Linked DNA regions of Mus musculus: region 2 is linked to region 1. The links are chromatin loops, found by intact Hi-C in ENCODE. Cell type or tissue: left cerebral cortex. All regions are shown on one strand. Links, peaks and the distances in the headings refer to the core of each region. The heading gives the core; the rest is flanking DNA.

Evidence for each region. Peaks named below come from ENCODE experiments on the same cell type or tissue, not always from the same donor. Only the 100,000 strongest peaks of a DNase experiment are listed, where the experiment ranks them.
Region 2: a loop joins it to region 1, with 2.6 times the contacts of the local background. A loop is called at or near these places in 12 of 42 quality-filtered maps.

What each region holds. Positions count from the first base shown.
Region 1 is chr6:40,461,581-40,478,123 of GRCm38, reverse strand. It overlaps Ssbp1 (single-stranded DNA binding protein 1), which reads right to left and starts at 6,709. Exons shown (of 6, transcript NM_028358.2): 1 at 6,665-6,709; 2 at 5,991-6,053; 3 at 3,399-3,459; 4 at 1,617-1,757; 5 at 1,289-1,376; 6 at 1-201. The coding sequence starts at 6,014. The coding sequence ends at 57. It overlaps Wee2 (WEE1 homolog 2 (S. pombe)), which reads right to left. Exons shown (of 12, transcript NM_201370.2): 8 at 16,060-16,167; 9 at 15,856-15,941; 10 at 14,828-14,998; 11 at 13,842-13,984; 12 at 11,309-12,308. The coding sequence ends at 12,161. In left cerebral cortex, for the core only: a CTCF peak has its summit at 6,549; a DNase peak (open chromatin) is centred at 6,746; H3K4me3 peaks cover 1,734 bases; H3K27ac peaks cover 1,101 bases.
Region 2 is chr6:40,416,415-40,432,957 of GRCm38, reverse strand. Dennd11 (DENN domain containing 11) reads left to right here. Exons shown (of 9, transcript NM_001356375.1): 2 at 9,135-9,234; 3 at 10,074-10,232; 4 at 14,313-14,466. Among named protein-coding and RNA genes, the nearest start is that of Dennd11, 11 kb to the left of the region's middle. In left cerebral cortex, for the core only: a CTCF peak has its summit at 8,990 (motif pointing left); DNase peaks (open chromatin) are centred at 8,987, 9,566 and 11,662.

The DNA of each region.
Region 1 (16,543 bases), core at 4,568-9,567:
GAGTTTCCTGCAGAGCTGCCATCAGGGTGCTTAGAGGCCAGCAAAAGCGGCCTATACTACGCCAACCCTTCCAATGAACAACCAGAGACACTGTGCACCACGAGCTTCTTACCAGCTATGATTGTTGTTGCTTGCCGCCTCACATTGTTTTTATCCATGTACTCGCCATAGTCCACTTTCCCTTCCACAAATATACGAGCCCTGATATAAAGAAATGCAGTCTTTAGTCTGTAGATTCTAATCCTGGCTTTCGAGGTGTCAGGACATGGGTAGCAAGTACAAGCTGAAGATGAAATAACTGTACTTTGCTAAACATGTCTTCAATTTCAAAACTAAGAGGACTGAAACACAATGCAATCTAGTTAAGAAGGACAGCGTTACCCAGGCACGGTAGTATCTTCTCATAATCCAATGCACAGGAAGCTAAGCCAGAGGCCCACCTGGGCACCTCAGTGAGGCCCTGCCTCAAAGGAAAACTTTACATAAAGTACAGGAGCTGTAACTCAGTGATAGAGCACTCTCCTAGCATGTACAAAGCACTGGGTTCAATCTGTCTCTCTGTCTGCCTCTCTCTCTCTCTGTCTCTCTCTCCCTCACACACATACACACGCACACTCTCTCTCTGTTGACCTTTTCCTTCAAATAGCCCATGTTTATGTGTCTTCATATATCCATATATACATAAAGAAAAGGTGTGTAATTATTGCAAAGAAATTGAAATTCTAGTCACTGCTAAAATTATTTCTCATGAAATATTTTAGTTCCACAAATAAGTATATTTCTAAACATAAAAAGTACATCCACAAAAATTCTTTTGTTACTCTATACATTCAGAAAAGATACTTCCAATATATAATCAACCTATGTGTTCCAAATGGGAATTACTAGGTCTAAAAAATTTATTAAATATAAAATAACTACTGTGAAAGCTACCATAATAACTTAGCACATCAGACATCAAATAGGCCAGATCCTCTAAAGACATTAAGTGATTGCTCAGAGTCCAGGTATGACCTCCATGATCCTTGATCACAGGGACACAGGATATCCTACAAACGCTGTAGATGCTTTGCAAAAGGCACCTGCAGCTGGAGAATCAATGGCCACGCAGTATCTTGCCTCATTTATTTCTATTTAAGTACAGATGCTGTTTGTCCTAACTTGTCAGCGGGCTAAAACCAGAGACTTTCCATGAACAGGATATTAAGGAATAAATACATACTAATGTCAGCACTTCGGAGAAAGGCAGACAAGAGAACACTTGTTACCGACCCTTTCTCTAACTTACCCCTTTTTCACATACTGATATGCCACATCTCTGAGGCCTGGTCGAAACACTGATATTCTGTGCCACGTCGTCTTCTGACTAACGTCACCTAAACCACCAGATACAGGAAATGAGGTTATAGATGCCAGCAGGTAACACAAATGCCAACACAGAACATGTCTCAGGAAAACAAGCTTTCAATTTCTATTAAAAAAAAAAAAAAAAAAAAAAAGAACAGAACTAATAAAGCCAGACTACCTATAAGTTAACATTTTTATAATTAGGTAAGAAATAATAAGTAATGTCTACTTATTGTTGATAAATAACAACTAGGGCCTTTTACACTCACCCATTTGGTATACTTCACTATCCCCTGATCGCCACATCTCATTTGTTGCTAGAGAAAATATTGTGACTGGGTTTTTTCCTTCCACCTGTCTCATGACAGGGTCCTGACCTACTCGTCCAAGTAACTGAACACGATTCAGAGCTGAAATACAAAGAAGAGAGGAAATGAAACTGAGAACAGCTGATGACTATGTTCTATAGAGCCATGTGCTCTATGTTTATGCATCCTGAAAGCTTGATTCTCTGCACTTTAACTTCCAGTGTGACAGTATCTGGAGGTGATCTCTGTGTGGGAAATTAGGTTTAGATGAGGTTATGAAGGTGAAGTCTCCGTGAGGGAATTAGTGTCCTTATAAGGAAAGAAAAAAGATCAGAGTCCCAACTACCCCACTACTGCCATCCAAAGACAGAACTGACAGGGCAATTCTCTGCAAACCTGTAAGTTGTGCCTGACAGGTAACCCAGCCATGCTGACACACTGGTCTTAGCCTTCAAGACCAGAGATGTGAGCCATCCCTGTTCTATTCATTATAGTCTGCAGGGTAGTTATACAGGATAAACCCACACCTGAAACTGACAGACATGTCCAGGGAATGAACAACTGCAAATACTGCTTCAGCAGTAATCTCTGCATTATGAAAAACTCAAGCTCAAGATCAACAAATAAAGGAAAAGTCTGTAGGGGAGAAAGGATAAGAAAGCAGAAAGCAGAAAGCAGCCCCACAGAACAAACTTTATGCTCTTTATCTTGAGCTAAAAAAGCAAATCTTAGGTTTAAGAAAATCTCTATTACAAAAAGAAGTATTTCTGTGAGTCTTCTTTGAACCCTGTATAACACACTCTTGAAGAACTCATCAGACAGTGGGGCAGGAGGGGGTGATATCCACACTATAAGCTCTATTTACACTAAGTTTTCACAGCTAGAGGTGCAGGGTAAAATAAACCAAATGTAGGATGGGTTGCATACTGTGAAAGTATCTTTTATTTGCTTGAAGTAACTGTTGTCTCCAAGGATTACTTTTTATTTGCCCGAAGAAAGTGTTGTCTCCAAGGCTTGCTGTATGCTAACCTAGGCCTCCTCCTGGAAGCTTCTAGCCTTGTACAATCTTAGTTCTACAATGTTTTCAACCTCTGAAACTTGCTGCTGAATAAGCTCACTCTTAGTCTTTCTGAACTCTGGCCAGCTGGTAAACTCTGCTGTTATAGCTCAAATTCCTCTCCAAGCTGACTGATTCAACCTGGCTTCTCTTGGCCTCTCACTGAATTGCTCTGGTTGGCCTCATACTAACTTTAGCAATATGCTCTAATCTTCTGGCTCCTTCTGTCCTCACAACCTGTCTCTCTATAACCACCCCAGTAAAACTGCCTCCTCTCTCTGCATTGACCCTCAGGCACCTTCCCTTTCTGTTCTCATGAGAGTTGGCCATATCCTATTCTGTCAAATCTTTCTGATTCACTTTGTCTGCTAGTCAATTAGACATCACTTTCAAATATGGGTGCTTCCTTCTACAAACAAATTTTACCTTCATTGTTTGGGATTAAAGGGCAGCTCTGTATTTCACCTAGAGAGATTAAAGGTATGTGCTAAGGCTGAGCCACATTGAAACTAGAAACAGTTTGGGTGTTTGTTTGTTTGTATCAGTAAATAACACAATCTCAGGGTTCACAGTGTGATCAAATATCCTGCAACCCATGGCTGAACACAGTCCACCAGATTATAGTACTTTGAGAGTATTAGCAAAGCACTGTAAATAACATTGTAAACTCAGACTCTGGTACTTACATCGTTCAAGAACCAAACTGCTGGCTACTTCAGACTCATGTCTTACAAACTGACGAAATACCTAAAGGAGAACAAACACGTAATATGGTTTTAAACTTTTTAGAAAAGAGAAATGCCAATAGAAGACCTACTCATATTTATTCACCATTTAATCAACAGTTCCTACAAGTTCCAGAAAAGGACAGCAAAGGAGAACAGAGTAGAAAGTAGACTAGAAAGCAATCAGTGCTTTATAGAGCAACTGAGTAAACATAAAAAGCAATTGAGTGGTATGATATTTAAACATACTGTATATTAAGCATCATTCTAAATTGTAGGCAATAAGAAAACTAGTTAAACAGTAGCAAATATCCATTACATTTGTTGTATATCTTTTTCACATTGAAATAAGCACTATGGATAAAATCTTACAAGGTCTATAATACATTTTTTTTCTGATTGGTTGTTCAAAAACCATAAGGAAATGGACATCTCAAATGTTTGGCCTAGAATGTTCCATCTAAGAGTGAGCACTGACAATGAAGAGCACTGATTTCGTGAGGCTGCTACAGAAGGTCAGCAGCTTCTTAGTGAGCTTGGCGCAGTGGAAACCTCATTCCTTGAGGAGATCACAGAAAAGGAGTACAAATAATATGGTTCAAAGGTATGGCAATGAAATCATAATTAGTGAAGAAGAATGCAGCTCTTAACACACTAAACAAATTACACTTTTACCATTTAATCCTTAACTTTTGTAGACACAAAGTCAAATTACCCTTACCATAGTTCCAAGGAAAGTTAAGCCCAGAGAGTCACCACTTGTCCAGGAAACTAGGAATTCAGTGGTGATTTATGCCTTACAACTCCGGGCTGTGTGGCACCAAGCTTGTTTTTCCAATTTGCCCTCTGCTGTCTTACAGGCATTCTGTTCTATGGTTACCACGCAGGTAAGAAGAGTCTACATCACTACACACAAGAGAGTTCAGAGAGCTAGACATGTTCTAAGAGAGAAACATTTCGCACGTGGCAGCATTGTTAATATAGCAGGCAGGGATCCCCCACACGGGAAAAAAAAAGGGACTGGCAGGCAGGCCAAAGAATTCTTTTAGGACCTGCGGGCACTGCAGGCTTCAGGCAGTGGCTGAGGGTGATGCTGTTTTTGTCTGTCACTCTCACTGTTAGTGAGTTAGAGAGTTAGAACTTCTCACACTCACTTTCAAGGACATTCTACCATATAAGAAGGGTCATTTCAACTGGTCCGTGAGAGCTGCTGTGTTCGTAATTTCCAGTTATGCAACTTCTCCATGCAAATGAAGGCAGAGACAGGCTACAACTCTGAGGTGACAGGTTACCACATTATGATTTCTAAACCTAGCTTTTTAAAAATTCCAATTGGGACCTCTTTCCTTCCCTGGTCTTTTAATACCGGCCTTCTCTCTCCATACCACTCAAATGAACACCTTTTCCTGGAGTGATTTTAGCTATATACTATCACTAAGAATAAATATAAGAATAAGATGTTACACGATACAGGACCAAAATGCTACTCAGTTCCTTTGTCACGATCACAGAAAATACTAATGTGACAGATTCAGAAGAGCCAGTGTTCATTAAATGTTATAAAATAACAATATGCCTCATCTTAGGAACATACACATAATCTAGTAGAAAAGAAGAAATAGGGAGAGGATTATTTCAATACCCTCAAAATGCAAACTTACTTCCCATTTGGTTTAAAAAGATACTATAGTATAACTTCAATTTTAAAAGGCTCAGAGTATGTGTGGATTACAGTAAGGAGCTAAGGATAGACCAACTTAAGAGTAGGATGGGGAAGACAACAGACTTTTATAACGAATTTGACTCATTAGTCTTAAGAGGAGAAGAAAAGTAATAGATTTTACATTAGGAGAATTTACAAGACTTGGTACCCACGTGCCACACTGAGGAAAAATGGTAATTAAGGCCTGCTTAAGGCTGGCTAGAGTAGAGGACACCCGACTAGATTGCAGAATGGTCATGAATTTGTGGCAAGAAGTGAGCTCTGCTCTCTGGATAGCAAGATGGGAGTGGGGAGGAGAGGGGCCAGAAGGTCATAAAAGACCAGAGCCATATGGGACAAGGTTAGAAGAAATCAGGTGCGATGGGGCAGGCCTGAAATACCATCGGTGACAAAGTAGAAGCAGGAGGAGGAAGGTTCTTGGTCATCTCAGCCTAACAGTGAGTCTCAAGATAGTCTTAACTATGAGTGGCTGTCTCAAAAACAGCAAAACAAAAATGATAATAATAACTTACATAATTAAATGAATACTCTGATCTAAGCACTGGTAACAAATATTTACTAAATTAAATTCATGAGGTGTACTACATATGCGAATACACTTTAAAAATCATTTTTGATTCAGTAAACATTATGAGCTTCACACACACATAAACACACACACACACAAAATCCCTTCTGAATCTCCCACATCAAATAAACACATAGAACACGCTGGATAGGCGTAAGAATCTCGTGCTTATGTATGCAAAATCGAAAAGCAACAAAACAAAACATGGCTATAGACTATGGAAACACGGTTGGAGCACTCACTAATGTAGAAAAGTGACTACCTGTAACACAGGTCTTCGAAACATGGCTTCTGTTTTTCTTACAACCTAATCTTTAGGCTTTTCCTAAAGGAAAGAAAGAAAAGAGAAAAATGATAAATCAAGAAACTACAGTATCCATCAAGAACACACATGCTCTCTAGTCCTAAATCCTAAGCGCGTCCAGCTTCTCGTGCACCCAATTTGCAACCGCATTTTTTGCACGTGTGGGGAGTTCCTTTCTTTTTGAAAACAAAAACTGAGCGAGACAAAAGAAACTCTGTGGTTCTGGGTCTCAACCAGCAGAAAAGAGGGGAAAAACCTGTTCTCACTTGCAATCCATTGTCTGCTAGATTTCTTTACAATAGAAGTTGTCTCGGACATTTTTTTTTCCAACTTGTTCTGTTATTCTAGACCCCTAAAACTGTCTCTACAAACAGTGCGGGCACAGTAAACGCTACTCCGAAAGGACGCAAATCAGTGCCTTCGTCCCCGTTAGCGCTGAGTAAGCCCGGCTCCCCAGCCTCGCCGCGGGGGCAAGAGGCTGCTCTTCCCCCAAAGTGGCGCTCGCGAGCAGCACAGGGAACGGCGGGGGACACTCGGACTCCAGCGAGGAGCCGCACAACTCCTCCCGAGCCCCGCACGCGCCCGTGCACTCGGGAAACACAACTTCGTGCCAGCCTTCTCCCCTCCCTCACCGGACACGCAGAGCCCGACCGCCAGCGGCTCGCTTCCGGCGCACGGAGCCCGCAAAGCTCGCGAGATGCAAGGAAAGACAGGAAATCTCTGAAGTGCGTCGTTGAAATGCCGCCGGCTGATGTCGCCGGAAACACGACCCCTCAATTTAGAAGTGCCAGGAACTTCTGTCCAGGCGGAAGTGGGCGGATCAACGATGCCACCTGTGGGTAGTTTTACGATTTTGGTTTTGTTTTTTTGTTGTTTGGTTTGGTTTAGTTTGGTTGTTGGGGTTTTTTGTTTTGTTTTGTTTTTCCTGATCTCCACCCTCGCTCCGGTAGTGGCCCCGCACTGGCTAACCAAACTCTGGCCAGAACTCTATTCCCAGCCCTAAATTGAAATTATTTGATGTTCCCAGCCTGGGAAAGGGAGTGAGGTAGGTGAAATAAAACATATTTGAGCCCCTGGAGGAACTAAAACCGACACAAGTCTCCTAATGCAGTAAGACTGAAGAATTAATTGCTGTCAAAACCTCGGTGATCTAGATATGTTAACATGTTAAGTCAAAAAATTCAAGAAACACGTGAGGAGCAAAATTTTTAACATCTTTATTAAGTACCGGTCCCAAACTGTGCCTAAGGCACAAGAGAAATGCGCCCTTATATTATGTATTTGTATATATGTTTTCCCTAAAACATTAAAAGTTTATGAAATTCCAAAACATTTTGAAGAAGTGTTAAAAGTCAAAACGTTGCTTTATTTTAAAGCAAAGTGTAATTAAGATTTTACTTTTATAGAAAGAAACTGATCAGTATTTTTTAGATTTTTTTTTTTCATTTTGTGTTTCAATTCTACATCTTTGGCAGTTATTCTAGATGGAAAAGCTTAAAAGAAAGAAAGAGAGAGAGAGAGAGAGAGAGAGAGAGAGAGAGAGAGAGAGAGAAAGAGAAAAGAAAAAAGACACTGTCTCGCTGTGTATCCCTGGCTGGCCTGAAACTTGGATCTCATGTAGACCAGACCAGGCTTGTCTCTAACTCCCAGAGATTCCCCTTGCTGCATCTACCTCCCTAGTGCTGTGATTAAAGGCATGTGCCATCACATCCAGCACTCAGTGACAGTCTTAAACAATCTCAAGTAACTTAAGCTTGTTGATCTTGTATTTGGTAATATCATGTTCATAGTAAAATTTCTTAGTTTTAACATTTCCAAAATACTGCATTGAGACATCTTTTCTTTTGATTGCTGACTTTCTTTTGCTCCTCTAAATCCTATGTTGTTTACCCTAATCCTGGCCCTAGTGAAGTAACGCACTTATGAATCCTACAAATTAAGGAACCCAAGGCAACAAGATTCAGTGGGGCTCCAGTGTTAGACAGAAGGGAACTCCAAACCATTCAAACAGACACACTGCCTCCTAAGGTCCATTCTTTCTGATTTTAGGAGGGGGGGGGGTCTGAATTATTGTCTGGCTCACTAGTGACGCCTTTATAGATGTTTACTTCCCTGTACTTTTACCTTTACAAAGTTGATTTCCTGAAATAACGAGGCACTGAATTGGACAGGGACACACACACACACCCTAGTAATAAGAAGACATCCCACCTGCTACATTAGTTCAATGGTTTCCTCTTTATGAGCTTTGGAGGCAAGACAAAGGAAAAACAAAGTTGCTCCTTTTCCTCCAGAGAGAAATCCCGCCCGCCCACCTCGCAAGCTTTGTTTCAGTGGTCCCAGACTTGAACTGTGGAGTAAATCTTAACTCTGTTTCCCCATTGCAGACATCTATTGGCTCATGTATAGCCAGTTCTGTTCTTCACTATCCCGTTAGTTTTGCCTTTGTTCTATTTGAAGAATGTAGAGAAGGTTGGTTAAAGAAAAATATAGACAACTGAAACTTGAGAGCACCCTGCCTTAACGTTTTATAAAGAACCCCTGAATGGGGAGTCTTGACTGAGCCCTGTTGTCCACCCAGAGAGGAACTGACACATTCTCCTTCCTTGGCTGGTTATCTGGAAGAAGCTGCAAGTCCTGCTCCTTCATGGTTTCCTTTTAACAACAACAACAAAAAAAAGGTATTACAATGGATATGTTCTTGTACAGTGTGAGGGAGAGACTGTAACTGAGGTATTGCTTCTGGTAATGTTCCTTCTTAGTGCAACAGACACTTCAACCTCGGTCAGCTGTCCATATCCCCAGAATCTGAAATACAGCCCTGTACACACTTTAAAAATGCTCTCCTCAACTAGTTACTCCCTCCCTCTTTTGCATATTGTATTATAAATGACCATGAAGGTATGCCATCCCCATTGATGAGCTCCTAGAACATAAAAAGCCTGTTATAAAAAGCCTAGCTTACAGTGTACCTAGAAATTTCATGGGGGAACACAAAAACATGAGTGGAAATATGACTTCGGGCATATTCAAATTCAAGTAAGCCAAAATGTTGAGGAACCAAAAAAATTTTCACTGGGGGAAAAAAAAAGGCTCAAAATTTTTGTTAGAGATACAAGAATCTATAATATGCTCCAATGTCATTATAGGGAAACCCAGAACCCTTTCCATAGGCAGAGAGGGAGGGGAAGACACCACATGAAGTGCTTTGAATGAGAAGGCCCCCAGAGACTGGATGTTTAATGTTTACCGGGGATGTGGATCTGTTTGGAAGGAATCAGAAGGATTTAGAGATGTGGCAGCTTCTTTGGGATACATGTGGTTTTCTTGGAGGAAGTGTGTCACTTGCAATGGGCTTTGAGGTTTTAAACCCTCCACCAGGCCTAGTGTCTACCAGTGTGCTGCCTTCAGATCAGGATGGGAAGCTCTCAGCTACTGCTCCCAGAGCCACGCCGTCTGCTTCCCACCGTGCTGATAATGGACTAACCTCTAAAACTATAAGCAAGCCCTTAAGGAAAAGCTTTAAAAAAAAAATTAGAGTTGGCCTCAGTCATGCTGTCTCCTTCCAACAGTAGAGCAGTGACTAAGGCAGAGCAGGAGAGAGAATGGCAGGAGGAGGGAGACTGACTGATTTGATCAAGTAGTTCACCTGTGGACACAGCCTTCCCAGTGAAAAGTGATGGCAGCCTGTGGCACTGGAGCTATGCTCAGCTTGAATCTCTAATAGTAGTAGACTATGAAGAGATACCCTGCACATCACATCCTACACTCTCCTGACCCTGCTCAGAGCCAGAGCAGTTAGCATTCTCTCTCCCCTTGGTGATCCAGCAAATGCCAGCCTTGGGAACAGAGGAAAAGCAGCAAACCCTAGCTGTGGCCAGTTGTAAAACTACACCAGCTTCTGGTAGCACAAGTTACTTCTCCCAGGTCACAAAGGTCCCTTTCCAGCTGCATGGTTCTGCCACGCTGTCTAAACAAAAGGTATCAGGTTTGAAGGACAGCATTCCTTTACCCTCTCATGTAATGCCAAGGCTTGGAAACACTGCTTGTGTTTTTTCCTTTTCCTCTAATGCCAAGGCTTGGAAACATTGCTTGTATTTTTTTCCTTTATAAACCCCCTTCACTTAGACCTGGGGGTTCACTCTCTTTCCTGTTCCATCAAGAAGGTTGGTGGCCCAAGCTCGAGCTTGAATAAAGACCCTCATGTGATTTCAGCGGGGTGTGATTCCTGGTGGTCTCTGTAGGGTTTTTACAATCTGGGAACAACAACTACAGATTTTAACCTTTCCAAACTGACTGAAGAAGAACCATATTATTATCTATACCCAGGAGTGCAAAGTACATTGTTACCTTTGGCCTTCTCTCCTCTCTCTCTCTCTCTCTCTCTCTCTCTCTCTCTCTCTCTGTGTGTGTGTGTGTGTGTGTGTGTGTGTGTGTGTGTATTAAAGTTCCAGCTATGGATGGCAATAATTTATCATAAACAGAAAGTTTTGGAAATAGAAAGTTGGAACAAAAAAATAACAACAACAAACCCAACCAACCAGCACTACCACCTTTGACTAGTCTGTCTTAGAGTTTTACTGCTATAAACAGACACAATGACCAAGGCCACTCTTACAAGGAGAATATTTAACTGGGGCTGGCTTACAGGTTCAGAGGTTCAGTCCATTATCATCAAGGTGAGAACTTAGCAGCAACCAGACAGGCATGGTGCAGGAAGAGCTGAGAGTTTTATATCTTCATTTGAAGGCCTCTAGGAGAAGACTGGCTCCTGTGTGCTTAGGAGGCTCTCATTGCCCACCCTTACCATGACACACTTCCTCCAACAAGGCCACACCTCCTAATAGTGCCACTCCCTGGCAAGGGTCAAGCATATTCAAACCACCACATAATCTAATCAAGTTCTCACTTTCAAATCATTTTTCATAAAGCCTCATAGTGAGTGTGAGGAGGTTATAATCCTTCTACTATGCTAAGGGCTTAAGGGTTTTGTTTTGTTTTGTTTTTGAAAGCAACTTTAGAAATACTTTGTAGTTAGTAGGGATATTTTTCTTAATTTTTAATTAAAATTTTAACAGGTTGCCTTCATTAAGACTGTAAAAAGCATATATTTATGAACAATATTGTCACTATAGATGTACCTGTGCCATTGGGTTTATGGTGTTAACACAAAGACATGCCACTAATGATCCCCATTTCCTCCTAATTACAAGAAGCTCTAACGTTCAGTTCACATTCTTTGTACACAGCACAAATAAGAATGTTTTACCCATGCTCGTCTTTGGATAAGATAAAATCTTTATTTACAATGATCTGGATTAAAATATGTTAAAAAGCAAGAAAACAAAAGGATGAGTTCTGGTGTAAAAAAAAAAAAAAATCAAGAGAACCAGATGATGCTATGATGTTCAAAACTGAAAAGCAACTGGAGTCAGCCACAGAGACCTAAGACGTGAGGAACACACGGGGAACAGGTACACCAAAATTCCTGGGTCCTCTGCCTCTGCTGATTGTGTTTCACAAATTAATAAGCAGCTCAGGAATGTCCAAATTATAGTCTTACTCTAGTTGTTTCACACAATGATAGTCTTTTATTTAATAATGCAAAATCAGAAAAGAGATTGCTTCCATTCAGAAAGTATAGTAGGCAAATTCCTTGCTCAAAGGAGCTGGTGATTGGAGGAGCAGACAGATCTTGGAAAGCACTCTGAAATACAGGCAACATTCTCTTGGAAGCTGGCACTTAAAGCCATATTTTATCCCTTTTTATGTACAGGGAAAGTTCTTTGGACCCCAGTGAAGAATAAGTAACGGCAGCTTCTTAATCCATAGGCCAAAGTAGCACATTTCTGCTTCTCCTTTCAGTTCAGAGCCATGTTTTCTGATTATTCATTAGGAGTCCTTAGTAAGCAGCTCTAGAAATACATCACTAGGGAAAAGAAGACTCCAGTACTTACGATACACAAGACCGTTGCTAAGGAGAAACCCTGGAAGCTCGGTGATCTTACCTATAGATGCCACATCAGGATGGCTTTTGAGATCTTTGTACATTCAAGCTGGTTCAGTTTTGTATCCTGTAAGAGTTTTCAAAAGGCTGTGTTGTGTAGCAAAAGGCCAGAAGTGAGTTCCTACACGGAGGATGTCCCACGGGTGAAGCTTGAGGGCGCCTTCCTCCTTCCTCCCACCAGGAGGTGTCTTGAGCCTTTGCAGATCTGATAATAACAATGGTGGACTTCTCTCTGAGGGGTCTGGATATGCCGAGCTTTTTTCAGTTCCCTGCAATCAACGAAGACAGGCATGGGTAAAGTCTTCCCTAGTGGGAGGGAGTATTTATAGTCATAGCTAAATTCTCTTGTTATTTCAGTTTTACAGGATCAAGCCTGAGCTGTATGCAGAATGGCATCATCAATTCTTATGATCTTTACTATCATTTAGAAGGTTGATACATGTATGGTTCATGAATCACCTTTAAAATTAAAATTCTAGGTGAACAACTCTTTAGGCAAAATATAAGAACCATGGGGCAACAAACTACAGATCTTATTGAAACACAGTTACTCATTTGTATCTGCTATATACATATTACAAATATATATTCAGTGGTTGTTTCCATTCACCGATGGCAGAGATGAATCAATTCAGTAGAAATCATACATCCTTCAAAGCATGAACTACTAAATATCTAATCCTTTATAGAACAAGTTTACTACCCCTTGATCTAGACAACTTCAAGATGCCATCTGCCTCATCTATATGATGGGTGCCCATCAACTGTCATTTGTATTGAACAATGACAGTCGCTTGTAGCTCCAGCCTAGCCTCACAGAGTATGTACACATCTTCACAATTTGCATTCCTATGAATATATATATATATATATATATATACACACACACACACACCTGTGTGTGTGTGTGTGTGTGTGTGTGTGTGTGTGTGTGTGTGTGTGTTGTAGTGTATTACCTGAAACAAAGAAACTCAAAAAGAGCAAAAGAATATGAAGTGGTTTATTGGGAATAGCCAATTACTTCACTAAAGGCTGAGAGTCTCTGCAGCTCAAATCAAAACATGGGTTTGGTGACTGTTCAGGTTTTCAAGCTAGTCCTTCTAGGATGGACTTTGTAGCTAAACAAAATTGAACATTTCAGCAAGTTTCAAGCAAGGACCATATTTCATTTCCTTTTATTTTCAAAAGTGCACATATACAAAAATAAACTAAGAATTCCTTCAAAAGCTTATGTAAAAATCACTGTATGACCTCTTCCAACCACACCCACACTATTTCCCATTTGTCTAATGAAGAAATAAACAAACAAATGAATACAAACCTACATCAAAGGGAGATGAATCAGATTGCCTTTTCTAGGGAAAACATATAATCCTCTACACATGTTAGCAGGATATGATGCCTGCCTCCTGTCTCTGCAACTTGGTGCTTTCTGAAGTAGGTCTCCACTTACCAAGGTATCATAAAACAGATCTCTATTTAGCTAAGACTAGCTTAGGTGGTCACCAGTTACTTTGATACCTGCTGTCCCTCAGAATCCAAGGACTTGCTTATTGCTGGTGTTGTATACCTCCCTCTTGCTTCCTTTGCATTACCTGGAATTCTTTCAAAGCTGTCTAACCTCAGAGCTGCAGAGTCTCATGCCAGAAATAAAGCACACTGCCAGGCTTCCTGTGGGCAGAGCCTATGTCTGATGATGTAGAATAAACAATAAACTTGACTCTATAAAGACACATCAGTCCAGTCAGACCACTGGGAGTGGTTCAAACCGATCCTTTTTTGACTCCAACAGCCAACTGTACCTTTTCAGTGTGGCTGTCTTGGATTTCTCCAAATTCAGTTGTTTCTGGAGTTCATCAGTCTTCTCCAAGAAAGGCCAGAGAATTCGACTTCTGGCCAGAGCTGCTGCAGATGGTCTCTCCTTTGGAGCTGGGTGGATCATGTTCTGAAGACAGAGTTAGGACCATGGAAGAAAACAGTTTTAATACTGGCAGTATCTCCCCAGTCAAGGCAACTTCAGCTCAATATCTACCAGTAGGTTTTGTAAAACTGCTTGACCTCAGTGGAACATTGTTCTACCTTGAACAGAAAGTGGAACATGTCTGGTAACACTGGTTGTCTGTACCTATGACTTGGATTTCCACTACATTGTGTTGTGGTTGTTGTTGTTGTCTCTTAGTGACCATAAAATACTTAAAAGTCTCTTATATGTTGCCTGAAGAGCCATTTGGCTTTCAACCTTTTAATTCAGTAGAAGATACACTCTTTCATCTACTTTCTCTGATGCTTCAATATCACTTGAGAAAAACTGTCCAAGTCTACTCTGTACATCTCTACCATTTTCAGCTATGGGAAACTCTTGAGTAAATGCAGACTACCATTATTCTAAGTTGCTTACACTTTTAAAGACACCCTTTAGGTGATTCTTTTAGAAAACAGTGTCATTGACGACAGTGCAGACTCTGAAGTTGGAGGGGAAAGACAAGGTTTGATTTAGAATGGCCAATTATTAACTGAATACAAGAGCTCCTCTGCTGCAGAAAGATGTGCCACCTGCTATTCTATGGGGTTATTAAGAAGAACAAATAAAAAGTGTTCACATCAGTGTATTATGGAAGTTACGTTTTGCGAAGAAATTTCATTCTGTCTTACCTGAACTTCTACATCCTTCCTCCTCTCATTCATGCATGATCCCAACCAAGTTCATATTTACCTAACCCCTTCCCCCCACCACCATGCCTGTCTTCACTGATATTTCATCTGCATTTCATCTCAGAAGATGTTTCACCTTGAGTAGACCATAAAAGTCATCCGAGAGCTCTTGGGAAATCTCTGGAAAGTTCCCTTTGCGGATATGATGCCACATGTCACCATTGATGGGTAAAGACTCTGCTCCTGCAGCCACTGCGATTGTTAATCCTAAGGCAAATATGTCTGCTTTGGGGAGGTGTTGGTAATTCTACAAAACAGAAGACAGGAGGACCAGTTAGTCTGCCAAAGATAGTGAGTCTAAAATGTGATTGGCAGAGGTCTGAATCTTATGAGCCCTTCACTTTCAGCTGCCTCTGGACCAACAGTTATATTTACTGTAGTTGCTGGGTTATGCCTAAGAAGCTAAAGGAAACAAACAAACCTTAACAATATTTCTGTGCCCCAAGAGACCATGGCAGAATCTCTGCATCATTTTTTTTCTGTCAGATTCTAGGAGGCATGAACATATAATTAGCTGATCACAAGAAAACACTTTTTTCCCTAAGTATTACCCAGAAAGAAGTTATAGTCAAGCTAGGTCAGACTTAACAGAAAACCTAGAAAATGGGAAGACACTAACAGTCATTTTAGTGATAAGAGCTGGTGGGCTATCAGGAAGATAACATGCTAAAGACAAAGATGACCATGAAGAGATGGTTTCCTTCCTACTATGCAACCCACAAGGCTAAGAATTCTAAGAAATACTAGAAACAGTAAGGGATATTTAGAAAGAACTATGTAAATATTGATTCATTGTTGAGGAAGACAACATTCCTGTGCATTTTGGGAATTTCATTACTGTGTTTGGTCTGAATGTAAATGAGACTTCAATTTGAGTTACACATGCATACTCTTCATTTGGGGCACCATAAGCCTTCATTTGAGAGTTAAAACAGTTGAATTAATTATAGAATTCATTGAACAGCTGTAGCACCAGCTACTTGGGAAGCTAAGGGGACAACAGGTTTGCAAGCAGCCATATTGGATAACACAGCAAGATTCTTTCTCAAAAAAACTAAAAATAAAAAAGCAAGCCCACCCTCACCCTGTCTCCCTAATTTATACCTCTTGCAAGATCTCATTAGCCAGGAAACGAGTATCTCCTTCTTCCACTTTAGGTTTGCTGATTGATGTCGCGTGGCCCAGGTCACCTTTTAAAAGAGAAAGAAAGGGTGTTTTTACGAATATGTCTTTCTTGGAGTTGGAGTAAATATAGTTATCAGTTTATTGATAAAGTGATATACTGATGGAATAGAAAAGAAGACTCACCAATTTTATACATCACACTGGCATTGAGAAACCAGTCAGCTTCACTTTCAGCCTCTTCTGGGCCTACAGGAGAGTCACACTGCATCTTATGACAAATGAAGATGTTACCTCAAAAAATATAGAGTAGACATAAGTAATGATTCCTGGGCTCCCACTACATAAGCAGCCTTTCATGGCCATGACATTCCAGCTTCTCTCCTTTGGTATGGTTGCAAAATAACTACTAATCTTTTAATTTTATTTTTTTTCTACATGGTCTCCCCCCTTCCCTTTCTCCCTCCCTCCTTCCTGTTCCCTCTCTCACTCTCCATCTGTCTTTGTCTCACTGTGTACTTCTGAAAAGTCTGAAACTCATAATGTAGATGGTCTTGAACACACAAAAAACTGTTCTGCATCTGCCTCTTGGGTACACACACACAGCTCTGTAACTTCTTACATTGGATCACAACAGCCAGTCATGGATTAACATGTGTTTAAGATGAAC
Region 2 (16,543 bases), core at 6,811-11,810, 47 kb after region 1:
CCCGAAAGACACCCCCACCCCCAGGGCTGTGTTTCTTAGATGACTGGAAATCCAGTGATGCTAAGAGACAAAATTAACCATCACAGAAGGAATAGGAGAGTGGAGCGGATCCCTGGGACAATGTGAGTTCCTGTTTTAGGGCGGGAAGGAGGAGAGAAATTCGTTCACACTTTTAAACATACGTGTTGGGAAGCTTTTGGGGGCATCTGTCTGAAAAATCAGACAGGAAAGGACAGACGTGATAGTTTTCTCTGGATTCCTGACTTATTGCTGGAAAGTTATGGTTGGTTGGTTGGCGTACAAATGGCAGGAAGATCAAGGGCGTCAGGTTCAAGGTAAGGCACATGCAAATACACACACACACACACACACACACACACAGAGTCTCTATCTGGAGCCGAGAACTAGCTGTAGGGTGGTGGTGCTGGCCATCTGGGCTACAAAGCTGCTATTGAAACCAGTCACAGATGCTAAGTTGGCACGCTGGGTAGAAGAGGTTGGCAGCCAGAATATTGCTCGCTCTGTGTGTGTGTTCTATGATTTCAGACCCGACTTTAAATCTGTTCTTAGACTTTCTAGTAAAATTTCCTTTTCTCTGCTTCTTTGAGAAAGGTATGCTCACACTTGGGCTGGCAGGGCTGTCACCCCAGAGTAATAGATGCCGATGAAGTTTTACCCCTCAATTCCTGCCTGGCATCCTGTGAATCTGCCTACTTTAGACCTTCTCTTTATGAGAGTTACTTTAGGCAGCTGTTATTTTGTGGGCATTTGTGGGCATTTTCCTGAGCTCTGTGTGTGTGTGTGTGTGTGTGTGTGTGTGTGTGTGTGTCTGTGTATGTGTGTGTGTCTGTGTGTCTGTGTGTGTGTGTCTGTGTGTGTCTGTGTGTCTGGGGTTGCTCAGAAGGGGAAAGAGCATCACCTGGTGGGGTTTTCCAGATGTTTCTTTCCAGGCTACTGTTGAATCACCTGTTCTCTTGCCACCTGTAGCTCTTACCCACATTATGCAAATATCTCTTCACCTGTGTGAATGATGCATCTGTCAAATGGGAATATTTGCAATCAGTCACACATAGCAGCCAGGTGTGGCCCATGCATGACAATCCTAGAATTCAAGGCTATGCTGGGCTGCATTGCAACCTATCTCAAAAATAATAAATAAATTAATTTAAAAAAATCACTCATACCAGTTTTCATTCTAAACCTTATAGACTCCCTGTCTGTCATGGAAATACAAGCAGAGCAGGTGGAAAGGTATAATGAGATTAGGGCTAGGTCTGGCACCCAATCATAACTTGGAGTGCTGCCCAGCCCATCTGACTCCTTTCAGAAATGGGAGGGGCTTGACAGTGGAAAGCCAATGGAAACTCTGGAAATAGACAGTCGCCCTGAGAGTCACCAGCTCACAGAGCAGGAAAGGGAAAACCAGTTCTGATAGGTAAGAGGGAAGTCCCAGGAGGGTTCACACTCGCTGTCCTTTCGGTGTTTTGCATCACCTGTCAGTGGCTGATTAGAACACAATTGTGGTTATTGATTAATGCCACACTGGCTGAATCTTTCCTGGGCCGCTGGTGATTCACCTGCTCTGTGGTTTCAAGCTGCAAGTATGTGGCCATCTGTTGGGAATTTAGTTTCTTCTCTTGAAAAATCTACAAAGAGGAAAGTAAGGGTGGTGGTTTTAATGCCTACCCACTTACTGTGTGCTTCTGGGGTCTCAGGACCTGTACCATGGTGTTTAGGAGCATGCCTCTGGCCCCTGCAACAGTTTACACGAGAGAAAAGCAAATGTGTGGGGCTGTGAAGTGCATGCGAGTGTGTGTGAGAGTGGCCTGGTAACCAGAAGTGTGTTTTTTTCTTTTCCTTCCTATGTAAAATTGGTGCACTGGCATTCAGCCATGGGCTGACATATGGCTGCCTTGAAGTTACCAGGATTAATTTCTCCCTGATTCAGAACTCTCCATTCTGTGTCTGCCTCATGCTTTGGTTGTGTTCTCATTTAGGGCTATGTAAGATTTCATCAAAATACTGAAGACCTGAAGTCGATTGGTAATGGCTGGACAGGGACTGGACCAAAACACTCTTTGATGGTTCTTCTATCCCATGGATTTAGTGGCTTGTTTAAAAAACATTATTATATTCAAGTAATGTGTTGTTGCAACCAACAGTTGGCTCCTGCTTCTTGCCTTTATTATTGGGTTGTTGTTGTCATTTGTTTGGTTTTTGTTTGTTATTTTGAGGCAGGATCTGTCACTCTAACTCAGGATGACCTGGAGCTCTCTATATAACCCAGGTTGGTCTCAGACTCCTACCCTTAGCCTCTTGAGTGCTGGGATTACAGGTGTGAGCCACTACATCCAGCGCCTACCTGAGTCAGAATTCCGTGTTATCTCCTAGCTGAAGCTAGAGTCCCAAGTGTAAGTACTAACAGGAGGTGGCTGAGAGAAAAGATACAAAACCAATGTACAAGTCTCAGGGGATGTTTATAGCCCCACCCACCCTTACAGTCTTGCTAAGAGGATGCCACTCAATATCCAGTACAGGAAGCCTCAAGAGGAAGTACTTGACTGGAGCCACCCAAAAGAAGGGGGAACCAAATTTCTAACTTCTAAGAGGTTGGGGTCAGGATTGTTCTTTTCTCTACTTCAAAGGCTTTGAGATGGGCCAGCCAGTTTGGCGTGGATATGGACTGTGCTCTGTAGACACCAGTACACACTGGGTAAAGTTATTTCACATTTAAGCAGAGTACTTGGGAGACGGGTAGCCCTATATAGATGGGAGACCCTGTCTTACAGGCTTTGCTTATTTTCATGGTACTTGGAATTGAACCCAGGGTTTCACATGGGCTAAGCAAGTACTCTACTGTACTTGCTACCATAGGATTCTCTTAAGTATCCTTAGCTTGGGATAGAAACCCTCCCTCAAGAGTTTTGAAAACATCAGCTTGGGAGGCTCTCAGAAGAGCCCCTGGGCTCACCTTAGAGTCAGGGGAGGGGGGAATGGCAGAGTTCAGAACAACGTGTGCATCCACAGCCCTACACGCTTTCCCTAGGAACATAAGCTGCTAGCCCAATTATTTGTCGCTCCAGTTCCCTTGAATGGGAGTATGTTTACCTTTGCATGAGCTCAGCACTGGGCATTGTGCTGCCAAGTTAGACTCTACCAATATTTACTGAATGACCAGACCAGCTGAATGTACACATTTCAGATCACCTCATTTGTTCCTTAGGTGACCATATGAAATCCTTCTCCTAAGCTGTCTATGCAGGAGGGGCCAGGCAGGACCTTCCGGGCCCTGTGATAGACCCAAGGTGTGGCCTAAGAGCTGGGAGGATACAGAGCTGGAAGGAAACCAAGCTGAAGGGAAAGGCATGTGCCAGCGATGAGGCTCTTTTATAAGGTCCCTGCTTGCTGGATTCCTTCCAGGCTGCCACACTGTTCTTTTTTCAATAGAGGAAAGATGTTTGGTGAATTTGAGAGTGGGGTATGTATTCCGAGCGTGGGATAGGTAGGAGTACTACATGTCAAGTTTTTCTGGCATTAAATAATTTCCCTTAAGGATTTCTATTTCTACAGAACCTTTTTTTCTTTAAACTACAAATTCCATATAGAAGTTATTCCTTAATTCAGAATACTTTTATAAAAAGATTACCTCAAATCATAATATTCCCCTGTCCCACCTCAGGTGTGGTTTCTTTTCTCAATTACTGGAGGTTTTTATAAAGTCCTTTATGCTTCCCTCATATATGTTAATATATACATACACATCTATCTATACAATACACATATATAGGTATATATGCAAATCTCAAGCATTTCATTTGTTTCCCTGATTTGTAATGAGATTGGTTAAACCTTGGGGAAGGGGTCGAGAAATGAAAGAATCGCAGAGGGAGAACTTGTTTATCCTTCCTGTAGAGTCCCCATCTGTTGACATTTTGTCATATTGGCTTCATTCTCATACAGTCAATTCCTCTGTAATATGAAGTGACATGTTCCAGAAACTTCTGCTAGGAAATATCATGCAGTGTAAATTAATTTCATGAAAAGAGTGAGAGGAGGACACACCCCTCAAAAATGTCAGCAACACAGTGAGAGAGGGGGGAAGGAGGAGGGAGGAAGCCAGCAGGAACAGTAGGACAGTCGTCAGGCTGTGAGGTGGGTAAGAAATACAGAAATGCTAAGTAAGGATATACTCCTCCTAGCAGGTTGCCTAAGGAGGTAAATGGTGGTGGTCTGATCTGGTGGGTTCTAGTGAACTAGGCCAAGAGCTACATGAGATCTGAGGGGAAGTTGTAATACCAGCAGGGGCAGCGGCAGCTCCACACAACAGGCAGACGCTGAAGAATGAACACTGTACATTTCTTCATGGCTTGAGTTTGGAAGGTTCTGCATTGTCTGGCATTTCTCATGGTCGAAATCATGTGAAATTCTCTGCTATCAAGTTACCAAGTTACTCGGTCCTTTTCATCACCATAGTAAAATATCTGGCACACACAACTTAAGTAAGGTTGGGTTTCATTCATAATTTCAGAGATGTGAATTAAGCACCTTTATCCACTGAGCCATCCCGGTCTGCTCAACTTTAGAATTAATTTGCCATTATTTATTAAATGACAAGCTGGGTTGCTTTTTAAAAATTGGGGTTTCATTGAATCTGTAATAGAAAATGTACAAATATCTGTGTCTAGATTGTTCCCTAATCAGCTGCCTTGGCCCTCGCTAAACAGACATTGTAAATGGCGTTGATATCATATGGATTTAGATATACCTCTCCCCCCGCCAAGCCTCCCCCCGCCCCGAACTCTTTGAAAATAAGTTGCAATGATGCTTGAATCTCACTCCTAAATAATTAAGAATATGCTTCCTCAGAATAAGGCAGCTTCCCTGTATAGGCAGAGTGTCATTCCCACGCCTCGGGTAATTACCACTGATTCATCAATGAGCTGAATAAAGACATGCTTGTTCCTAAGAAAAACGATTGTCCAGTTTGTTTTGGTTTTACTGCCCTTCCTCTCTTGTCCTAGGCACCGAGCTATGTTGGGATGTGAGCAAAAAAAAAAAAAAAAAAAAAAAAAAAAAAAAAAAAAAATCAAACAAAATTCCCCCTCTCCCATCGTTCAGAGACTTACAGAGTCCTGGGGAGTGTGTATGTGTGTGTTTGGGGGGGGGGGGCGAGGTTAGGCATCTAAAGCGTGATAGGTTCTGTGGAGCCTATGCCTGGTTTTTCTTCAAGGAGGGTATCAGCAGAAAATGAACTTCGCCCAGCAGGGTGTTCTGAAGCCCCAGTCCTGTCTATGACTCACCTACCTGTTCTGAGGTGCCTGGCTCCGAACCCAGAAGGGCTTGCTTCCTAAAAGGAAAGGGTGCAGCAGACAGGACACCCTCTCCTTCTCTCAGCATCCTTACGATGAGTGATGAGCGTTGGTGAGGCACAGAGCTACAGTGAGGAGGGTTTTGAGAACGAGGCTGAAGAATGGGGACTTTATCCTCTATTTCAGCTGTAGTAAGTAGAACATGAACTTGGTCATAAATACCAGGTATCCAGTAGCTACACTGTAGTCAAGATAGAATCCCTTCCCTTTTCATGTGTGTAATAGCTTGCCTAAAGACAAATATGAGTTCAGATCAGTGGGGCCATCAGAGACCTGGGGTCTTGTTGGTTTATAGAGTCGTTGTTCCTCAGATCATGACATCACCTCCGTCCAGTGTTAGGTAGCATGACAGAGAAAAGTGCAGTGTGTCCCTTCCCTTTCAGGTCCATTTCGGTAGCTATGTGCCTCACTTCTGTCTGGATCCCACACCTACATGCAGGAAGGATGGAGGAACAGCCGTCATTGGGAGGTCATGTACCAAGCTAAAAAGGGCAGGTTTTAAGAATGGATATTGAGGGGCAGCTTGCAGTATCTGTTATACCACCATGTCTAAAAACACCAATGAGGCCTTCTCCAAAACTGCTCCTCAAAAATAGAACTATTGCACCAGGCATATTGACCCACTCCCATAACTCTAGCTCTTGGGCTGAGGGTGAAGGATTGGGCAGTGAGTGTCTGGTCAGCTTAGGCTAGAGTATAAGACCCTGTCCCAAACAGAAAACAACAAAACTCAGAGGCAGTGTCGGAATGATTTTGGAAAACAGTGTTGATCTCTCTGAGATTCATTATTGCAACATGGCATACTAAATGCTCCATGAAGTCCTACAATATGTGTATGTATGTATGTGTGTGTGTGTGTGTGTGTATATATATATATATATATATATGTATGTGTATATATATATATAGATAGATAGATAGATAGATAGATAGATAGATAGATAGATAGATAGATATAGATATAGTCTTTGTTTCACCTAAGGAAATTTAGCCATAAAAGTGTCTCACATACTTTACATTTTTTAAAGAAGCCCTGTTCATATTTGCCTAAAGATTCCTTGGTTTGCAGTGAAGTAACAGGAACGTGTGGGAATCGTGTTAGTCAAGATTCAGACAGGGGAACAACGGCTAGGACAGCCATGCAAGGATTGCTGCAGACACTAGAACTTATGTAATGTGCTGTGAGGACTACTTAGCCGGTCCATGGAGCTTGGAATCCATGGGTAGATGGATGTAAAAGGAGGACAGTGATCTTGGGAAGGAGGCAGAGGGGACTCCTGGGAGTGGATAGGGACCTGGGTGAGTGTGACCGTTCCCAGGTTTGTTTTGTCCTTTTCTTCTGAGATGGTGTCTCACTACATAGCCCTGCTTTGGCCTGAAACTTGACCTCAAAGTCAAACTTGCCTGCCTTTGACTCCCAAGAGTTAAGTTAAAAGGCATGGACCACCCACCATACTTGGTCAGTTGGTCTCCAGTGTTAGTGGTGTGGGTGTCCTATAAGAGAAGTTGATGTTCTTTATGGAAGAGAAAACACCTAACTTAGGAAACTCAAGGCAATTGTCTTAGAGTTTCTGTCACTGTGATGAAAGGCTGGGCTGCTGTTCTCATCCCAGAAGGTGAGGATAGCAACAGTGCCTGGTGCTCCAACACCAACCTTCCAGATGTTATCCCTTCATAGCCACTTTCAGCTTTCAATTGGAACCATGCATGGAAGGGAATTCTGAGCAGTGCAGTTCAGCCTACTCAGGGAAGGGCCATCAAAACTCAGCCCAGGCACTTACCAGATAACAGATAACAAATTGCTTACCGCAATGCTAGTTGCCATAGCTTTTAGTGAGCACTGACCTAAATGGGCACCAGTAGCGAAGTAGACATCGTGCTACATCTAAATGATAGAAGTGACACACGGACCCATCATTAGCATTGTAGGTGATAATAATAAGCAGAAGACATCCTTGCTTTTATAAAATGTCAAAAAGACCAAACTTCTTCAGGACCACGATTACTCATCAGAGGCTGAGTTTATTGGTCTCTCAGGAGGTTCTCTTATGTGTGTGTCTTATGTCTGCCTCTTGACCTTCCGTTGCTTCCTATACAGGAATGCTCTCTGGGAAAACTGGGTGTGTTGTATAATTTATACTTAATGCTAGGCTTCAGTACGAAGTTTAGGTAAGTTCAATTTCCTCAGGCTATAAGTGGCTATGGGTTAGTGTTAGGTGAGTGCATTAGGAGTGGGGGATAGAGCCTGGGATGGATGTAGCTCAGGTGTGTCTAGTGTGCACCAGCCTATAGGTTAGATCCCTTGAATTTTGGATGGATGTACATGCATATCAAGGGAGAAAATGCAGGAACGGGGGGCCTTGATGTATAGGAAACTTAGTTTCACATTCTTTGTGAACATGTTTTCTTATCTTTAACCAAAGTAACAAAATGTCATTTTAGCCTTTTTATTTTATGGAACTTTAATTTTTTTTCATGTTTTTTGTTTGTTTGTTTCAGTGAATTCATTAGTTAGTTAGATTTGTGATTCTTTTTTTCTCCAAAATAGAATACTTGAAAGTGCTTTAGGTTGTTGAGTGTGGGACCGGGTGATCCTCTTCGCTGTCTGCAGTGACATAAGACAGGACCATGTTTTCTCTGATGTCCCATACAATGATCTGAAAGTGGTGGTGGCTAAGATAGTTGTTGATGGTTTTAATGCCTAGAAAACTGGGACTTGGCGTGCTAATACATTTGCTCAAAAATGAAATCTCGCAAGTTACTTAGTCTTTCACTTTGGAAACATTTGAATATGCACAAAACAGAAGAGATTTCTAGGATATTGGGCCCACCTATAGCTAACTGTGCAGTGCTCTCCTCCCCTCTGTCTCAGGCACACTCATTGTTGATGGTTCTACAGCCTCTCCTACCTTCTGTCATAGAAGTCACCTTACTGAGCTGCAACTGCTGGTCTTCATCTCTGTCATCCTGTTAGCTTTAGACTCTCATCTCCCTCTGGTCATGTTTCCAACACCAAGCTTAGAAACCCAGAAATCAGTTCAGGAGTGAATGAGTCCCAGAATTCCTGAGGTGAAGGCTGATAGTTGGTTCTTGAGGATGGCCACATGTGAGGAGAGGGATGAGCTACACTGCACAGAGTAGGAGAAGAGCCAGAATTACATCCTCTCAAGGAAGTCAAGAGAAAGAGGAGTTTTGAGGAATTAGCAAATAACACAAAGAGGTCAGTGATAATGACGAATATATAATATATATATACACACACACAAACATACGTAAATACATACATATATATATATATACACATACACACACATATATATATACATATGTATATGTATGTATGTATATGTATATATATATGTGTGTGTGTGTATATATATATATATTTGGTCAGACATTAGTGGCTATTTGGATGGTAAGATTAAAAATAGAATCTCAAGAGATTGAGGTAACAGTATAGGATGAAGAAATGGGAGCTTAAGGTTTAAATAAATAAATAAATAAATCTACTTGGAGAGATGAAGCCATGAGAGGAAGATTTGGGGGTGACCAGAAGGGAGCTGCTCAAAGGATACTGAATCTGAAGCTGGGATGAGGTCCTTCTACTGCCCCCTCCTGGTCCTCTGGTGTAGTTCATCTGAGCATCTCAGTAGTTCTTGATCAGTGTGAGGAACAGCACATTTCTGAGTACCGATGTATGCTGGGCTATGCTCTTCTCTCTGAGTGGTTTTTGTTTCTGTTAACTTGATCCCCCTGTTCCTACAGGAAACATGGTAGAATGGTGCTTACCTCAAGATATTGACCTTGAAGGTGTTGAGTTCAAGTCTATGGCCAGCGGGTCCCATAAAGTTCAGTCTGATTTCATGTGAGTACTTCTGAGCCTATCTGGTGCCACTCGATCCCGTCTCTCCTATGTTCTCCCGAGCATGTTATCGAGAGGTGTCTTCAGATGGTATATGTAAGTCTTCTGTGTGTTTATCCAGCTTCCCAGCAAGAAGGGCTCCAGCTCTGGAGTTCTCAGTGGGGTCCCAATATTCCATGCTCATACAACTGAGCTATTACTGAGCAAACCTCAGGGAGGTTTGGTTTTAGTGTGGGTTAAATACTAGCTTTAAGCAGGCCAGTTTTAGTGACCTGTAAATGGTGCTTGCTGAATTTTGTAAGAAGCCAATGGATATGCTTTGAGAATAATTTGTAGCTTTAATCTCTGCATTGGCCTGAAACCAAGGCTGATTCAAGCATGAAAGGGAGAAAGAAGTGAAATGTCAGCTGCATTGGAGCTGTCAGAAGCCAAGGAACTGAGAGAATTGGGATTTGTGAGAGAAAACAGACTGAGTCCCAAAGGAGCCAGAAGGTCAACCCTGGTTCTGGTTCTCCCATTGAAGCTGTTAGTTGTGCCAGAGAGGATACCACAGTCTCTGGCTGTGGGCATTTGAACTGCATGCTTGTAGAGACTTAGAGACTTTAAGCTAACTCTACACCACCCCCCCTTCACTCTGGGATGGCACATTCTAGAGTCTTGGAGCCGTGGCCACTCTTTGGGAGACTGAATGGCTTCTTTTATGACCCAGCTTTGGAGCTCTGAACATGGTCGTTTGGGATGAGATTGCATTGCAAAGGAAAAAAGCAAAAAAAGCAAAAAAAAAAAGAAAAAAAGTCATCTTCCCTAAATTAGAGCCGCAGTGCATATTTGGTCTGTTTCAGCTATTTTCGGAAGGGTCCCTTCTTTGGCCTGGCCTGCTTTGCCAACATGCCTGTGGAGAGCGAGCTGGAGCGAGGCGCTCGGATGAAGTCTGTGGGCATCCTCTCTCCATCCTACACCCTGCTCTACCGCTACATGCACTTTTTGGAGAACCAGGTTCGGTAAGTGGCGTCTGTGAGTGGCTTCTATATGTTTCGGGCAGCAGCGGGATTTGTTACCTGGTGCCTGTGCTGTGAGTCCCTGGAGATGGGGACTGTGGGCCAGGGCCACAGCTGTCTTCCTACAGCATCAGTGGCTCTGGGCCAAGCCTCAGGTGACCCTCCTTTCTTTCAGCAAATGTATTATAAAATAGCTCTTCATCCTATAATGAAGGCTGGGGAAGATATTTACTTTCAGTTTTTATTAATACTCTCATCACGTTTTAATCAGACATGAACATCTTTGTTTGCACTCAGTTGGCTGCTATCCTTATGATTTTCCCCCCAGGTAGGCAGGCAGACTTTAAATATTGTTTTATACATATCATTTTTTTTTGGAGTAGTAGGATAATATGTAACAGAAGCAGAAAAATTGTTACTTTTTATATTTACATATATATTTCATTATGCAGGTAACCTAATTAAACTTCAAACAGTGCTGGGGATTTTTTCTCTACTCCTAGAAGCATTGTTAAAATGTTAGTCTGTTTTCTGATACATATATTTGTGTGTTTTGATAAAATATCCTTGACAACTGGGCATGGTGGTGCTTTAGCCCAGGAAATAAAAGCCTTTTAGCTTACATTAGTAGCAACATAGCAAGACCTTGTATGTCACACATACAACATATATAAGAGAGTGTGTGTATGTACTTGGCACTGATACTATATATAAACCCTATGCATCTCATTCATTCATTCATTCATTCATTCATTCATTCATTTTGAGTTACTGTCTTGCTTTGTAGCCCAGGCTTGCCTTTTAATTTGCAATTGTGTAGGATGCCAAACTTTTTATGTGGATAGTAGGATGTGGGCTGCAGTCCTCATGATTGATTGTACAGTGATTCCTCTTAACCCCTGAGCCACCTCTCTAGCCACCTGGTCATAGTTAAAGCTGATGGGATCTAATCTGGTCCATATCCTTTGCCCATCCTTCTTTCCTTAGTTCTCCCTGTATCTTACATTTTATTCTGACTCCCTGTCTACCCAAGAATACTTTGGAGTGAGCAAGAGTCTTAACTGCTTTTGGGTACAGAGAAGTTGGCTTTCCCAGCCTCATGAGATCTAAATTGGTGGATTGTAACAGAAATGAGCTGCTCCTCCCCCACCTCCCCAAACACACACACTACTTCTCGTTTTCCTTACTCTTTTTTTTTTTTTTTCCCCAGCTTCTAAGCCTCAACACTGTGGTTTTTGATTCCACAGTAACTCATTTTCTGGGTATCAGTGTCTGCTTTAGCTAAACTAGAAACTAAGTTCCTATAACAGAGAAGAGATCCCAAGGTACAGCAGTTGGAACAAGTCAGAATTCCAGCTTTCTAGCACAGGGTTTGAGACCAGATGGAGAGAAATGTTCCAGTGTGGGTGGTGACTGGAGCAAGGGCCCTCCGTGTCACCCATCTCCCAGCATGATGGTGGACGGTGACTCACCTTCATCATATGACATTGCAACCAGTAAGGAGAGAGATGGAAGCGGAAACCTCAACTTAAAGACACTACTTCTGCACACATTCCGTAGGCAGATCAGCGCAGGGGACTGTGGGCTTCAAGAGAACCCCAGAGTGGCTGGCTCTACAGGGGACTCTCCGATCTGGTTCACACAGCGGAGGCTTCACATCTGCAGCATTCACTGAGTCATTTATTCCCCACTGGACTATTGCTCAGTTGACATGACTGGCTTGTGAAGTTTGAGTTTACCTGCCCTTACTGATAACCTCATCATATCCATCTCTGAAAAACATCTTGTCTTCTAGTACTCTGTTGCCCTCAGACCCTTTGTTTTTTCTTGGTGGTGTGGCTTCATCTGTTACAAAATCTACCATGTGTTTAAACCCAGGCTCCCTCAACAGTTGGGTAACAGTCATGGCTGAGCTGTGAGTTTCTATTTATGCCTCCGAGTTCATGTTCTCTTCTGCACTGTCTGTTATTGTTATCCTGTCCTACCAAGCAGTGGCTCAAAGGACAGAGTTCTGAATTAGTTGTTTTCTCTTTACATCACACATCTATCTCCTCTGTGTGTGGGAGTGGGATCAGGGATCAAACTCAGGTTGTCGGGCTTAGTGGAAGAGCCGGCTCTGTCTCTAGCTTTTTGTCTAAAAGACTCATAGTTCTGACGTTTTCTGTAGAATCTTGGTCCAGATATGGTGTTGAGTGTAGTCAAAAAGTAAAGGCCCACAACTGAGTAGCGGAGTGAGTTATTTAAATGTTACCTTTTTAAAGACAATGTAGAAATTCTCAGTGGGCTTTTAAGGGAAAATGGATCCTAACCTTTGAACTTCACCTATGCATCAAGCTTGACACATTTCCCTGAAGAGTACCTGCAACCCACTGCCTTCTCAGAACAGCCAGCCAGACTGTAAGCCATCAGGCTTTCTTGTCCAGCCCAGCAGCATTTCTGAGAGCACCGGCAGTTGCTCTAAGCACCTGAAGGCTTGTTTATCACATGGCTGCCTCCTGAATCAAAGCTTTTCAGACCCCTAAAATTAGAAAGAGGCCCTTATTTTTAGTAATTATTTTCTGAAATTTTCTTGGGGTAGAGGCAGGGTCCTATGTATAGTCCATGCTGACCTTGACTTCATGATTCTCCTGCCGCAGCTTCCCAAGTGCTTGGATTATAGATGTGCACTGTCACCTACACACAACTAATAGTATCTTTTTAAGTACAGTGATGATGTTGTGTTTCTGCTTTTAATACAAACTTGTCCGCATAGTCTCCTGCCATCGTCTTGTTGTGGGTGCTGGAAGCCACTCTGGGCTGGCAGTGACTGAAACCAGCTACTACTACCTTTTCAGTGGAAATCTTGACTCTGAGCAGCTTGCATTCCAACTTGGAGAAGGAAGGATTCATGGCATGTTGGTGGGAGGGAGGAGCGGGGATATTACTTATCAGTGTTGTTTCAGCCACAGTCAGGGATGTGTCTTCTCTGAAGTTTCTTTTTCATTGTGTGGTGGTCACTGGAAGGCTCTGAGAAAATACACCAGGGTTCAGAAGGGATCGGAGCTTTTTATTCATCCTTATATTACCTTGCTGGGACTGGGTAGCAGTATCTTTATTTAGACAAAAGAAACTTACTGTCTCATAGTTCCAGAGACTTAAAGAGTCAAAAGTCAAGGTGTCAGTGTCAGCAGGGCCGCTTCCCCCGTCTCTCCTGGCTCCGTGCTTTGCTGGCTGGCTCTGGGTTCCTGGGCATCTGCATCATCCCATTGTCTGCAATCATCCTCACGTGTCTACCCCACGCCTTTGTGTGTGCATGTGTAATTTCCCCTTTTTAAGTCACATAGAATCCAGGCTCCCTCAAAAGACCTTTCTTTAACCTAATTGTGTCCTACGATCCATCCAAATACAGCCATCTTCTTTGGTACCAAGAGTCCAGCATCTTTGGACAAGGAACAAAATCAACCTCTAATGTTCCTATGCAACATAAAGCGTTGACCCGGTGGCATCATTCTGCGTCGCCCAAGTGGTCTAGGACCTAAGTGTCATTGTCTTGATCTGAGGGTTGGTTGACAAGGCTCTCAGCCTGAGTAGAGGCTGAGACAGGGGTGGAATAGGGGAGGGGAGATTCGGATTCATTTAGCTGATGTGGAAGTATGAGCCCTCAGTGACCTTCAGTCATAACTGACCCCCTCTTCCCTTTGAGACATTGAGGGCTCAGATTCTCTCAGTTCTATTGTAACAGAACATGCATGCTCACATTCTACATAAAGCAAAGCAACTGTTGGCATGGAGTGTGGTTTTCTGAGTTATCTCTTCTCACAATATAAACAGTGCTTTGAGAAGTTACATGTGATCTGCAGCATAGATTGCTCAAGAATTAGACACTAGACATGGCCTGTTCCTTCTAAATGTGCATCACATGGTGCCGTTGAATTTCAGACCTTGTGTTTGAGCTTTGCATAAAGCTATTCTCTAACAGTAATGGAGACTTGAAGGTAACCTCCAGGTGCAGGTGTTCTGAGTGCATCTGGGCCTTTAGCCCTTTTGGTAGAGATACGTAGTTATGCTGGGCAGAGCTGCTCACTGTGCATGTGTGTTACACAGACACCAGCTGGAGATGCCAGGACATTACTCTCATCTGGCTGCATTCTATGAAGACAAGAAAGGGGTGCTCCACGCTGGCCCCGGGAGGGGTGGCAGCTTGCCACCTGTCTACTGGTTGCCTTCTATTCACCGCTATATGTATCCAGAGATGAAGGTGAGGCTGGCTGTTCTCTCATGTGTCTGGGGATAGTCATTATGGGTTCATTTTTAAATGATAAAGAAATTATGCTTCAGCCTCATGCAGAATTCTGCCTTTGATAGAATTGGGTTTGATATAAGCATTTTGGGTTCATTTAAAACATAAGGTAAATGATCTTAAACAATATGCCTTCTGTAACCATGCACAGAGCCACATATGCTGGGCCGCTCATGCTGGACTCTGAGGAGGGCGGATGCTTTTGATTGTGTCTGCTAATGTAAAGCCAAGCATAAGGATGTAGAGTTTGAAGGGCAGACGGAATATTTCTTAGCTATGTTATTTCTGACGTTTTATTCGGAATTTTTATTGCATCCTTTGCATTTATACTAGCATCTCTGTTTAATATCAACAGGAAATCTGGCCACACAGTGGGTAGTCAGAAGATATAAAAGGGTCTAAGAACACGAATCTACTATTTCTCCTTTCTCCCTGTTCTGTGGCTGGGCACAAGATATTTCAGTGAAGCTTAGGACTCCCTTTGTAAAGAAATAATGCATGAGTTTATAGACGGTGTCTTGGGACATTACTTAGTTAGGGTTTTATTGCAGTGAAGAGACACCATAACCACAGCAACTCTCATAAAAGGAAACATTTAATTGGGGCTGACTTAGAGTTCAGAAGTTTAGTCCATTATCATCATGGCAGGAAGTATGGCAGCACCAGGCGGCCATGGTGCTGGAGAAAGAGCCAACAGTTCTACATCTGGATCAGCAGGCATCTGGAAGATAGAGAGACACTGGACCTGAAGAGACAGCTGAGCTCCTGAAACCCCAAAGCCCACCTCCAGTGACATTTCATCCGACAAGGCCTCCAATATTGCCTGTGGGGATTGTTTTCATTCAAACCGTCCCAGGACAGGAGATGGTCACTAAAGCATTTGCCTATGTAGAAAAGAAGGGGTGCTAATTCCAGACCTGTTGGCTGGAGGTGGGGCATGGTCCTACTTTCTTAGCATAGCCTATGAGTTAGACATTATGCTAATGTATCAATACTTAAAAGTAAGATTAACAGGAGAAGGTTGTTTTATTAATCTTTGTTTTCTAGTTAAAGCAATTGAAGCTTATCAATAAATGGTTTAGTGACTTGCTTTGGGAGACAGGCAGAATCTAAACCCAGGACTGTGGCAAAGCCAGTGTTCACTCTCTGCCCTACTTAAGATGTGGACAAGAAAGGACCCAGATATAGCTGTCTCTTGTGAGACTATGCCGGGGCCTAGCAAACACAGAAGTGGATGCTCACAGTCAGCTATTGGATGGATCACAGGGCCCCCAATGGAGGAGCTAGAGAAAGTACCCAAGGAGCTAAAGGGATCTGCAACCCTATAGGTGGAACAACAATATGAACTAACCAGTACCCCTGAGCTCTTGACTCTAGCTGCATATGTATCAAAAGATGGCCTAGTCGGCCATCACTGGAAAGAGAGGCCCATTGGACTTGCAAACTTTATATGCCCCAGTACAGGGGAACGCCAGGGCCAAAAAGTGGGAATGGGTGGGTAGGGGAGTGGGGGGGAGGATATGGGGGACTTTTGGGATAGCATTGGAAATGTAAATGAGGAAAATACCTAATTAAAAAAAAAACATGACCTTGAAAGCCATTATTAAAAAAAAAAAGATGTGGATAAGAGGACACAGACATGCTCATGGGTCAAGAGCAAATTATTTAAATGAGACTGATTTTTTTTTTTTTAATGTCATTTGGCCATAGAGGAAAAAGAAAAGTAATAAGTAAGATGTTATCAGCAAAACAAGAGTGTGTTGGGTATTTAAAACGAATTCAAGAGGCTGAAGGAGCAGTCAGAGAACAGAGTAACCCTATGCATTCGGTATCTCAGACAACGGATGCTACCTCGCATTAGCAAGCTATTGCTGCCTACCAAATCTCCCAAGATTAGAAGCTTCTAGAAGTGCATGTGTATGGTTCCATGGTTTCTGTGGAGAGGACTCCAGTCATGGCTTATCTGAATCCAAGATCTCGGGTCTGCTGTGAGAGATTTCAGGGCTCCAGCCAGGGTTGGAGACACGGCACAAGG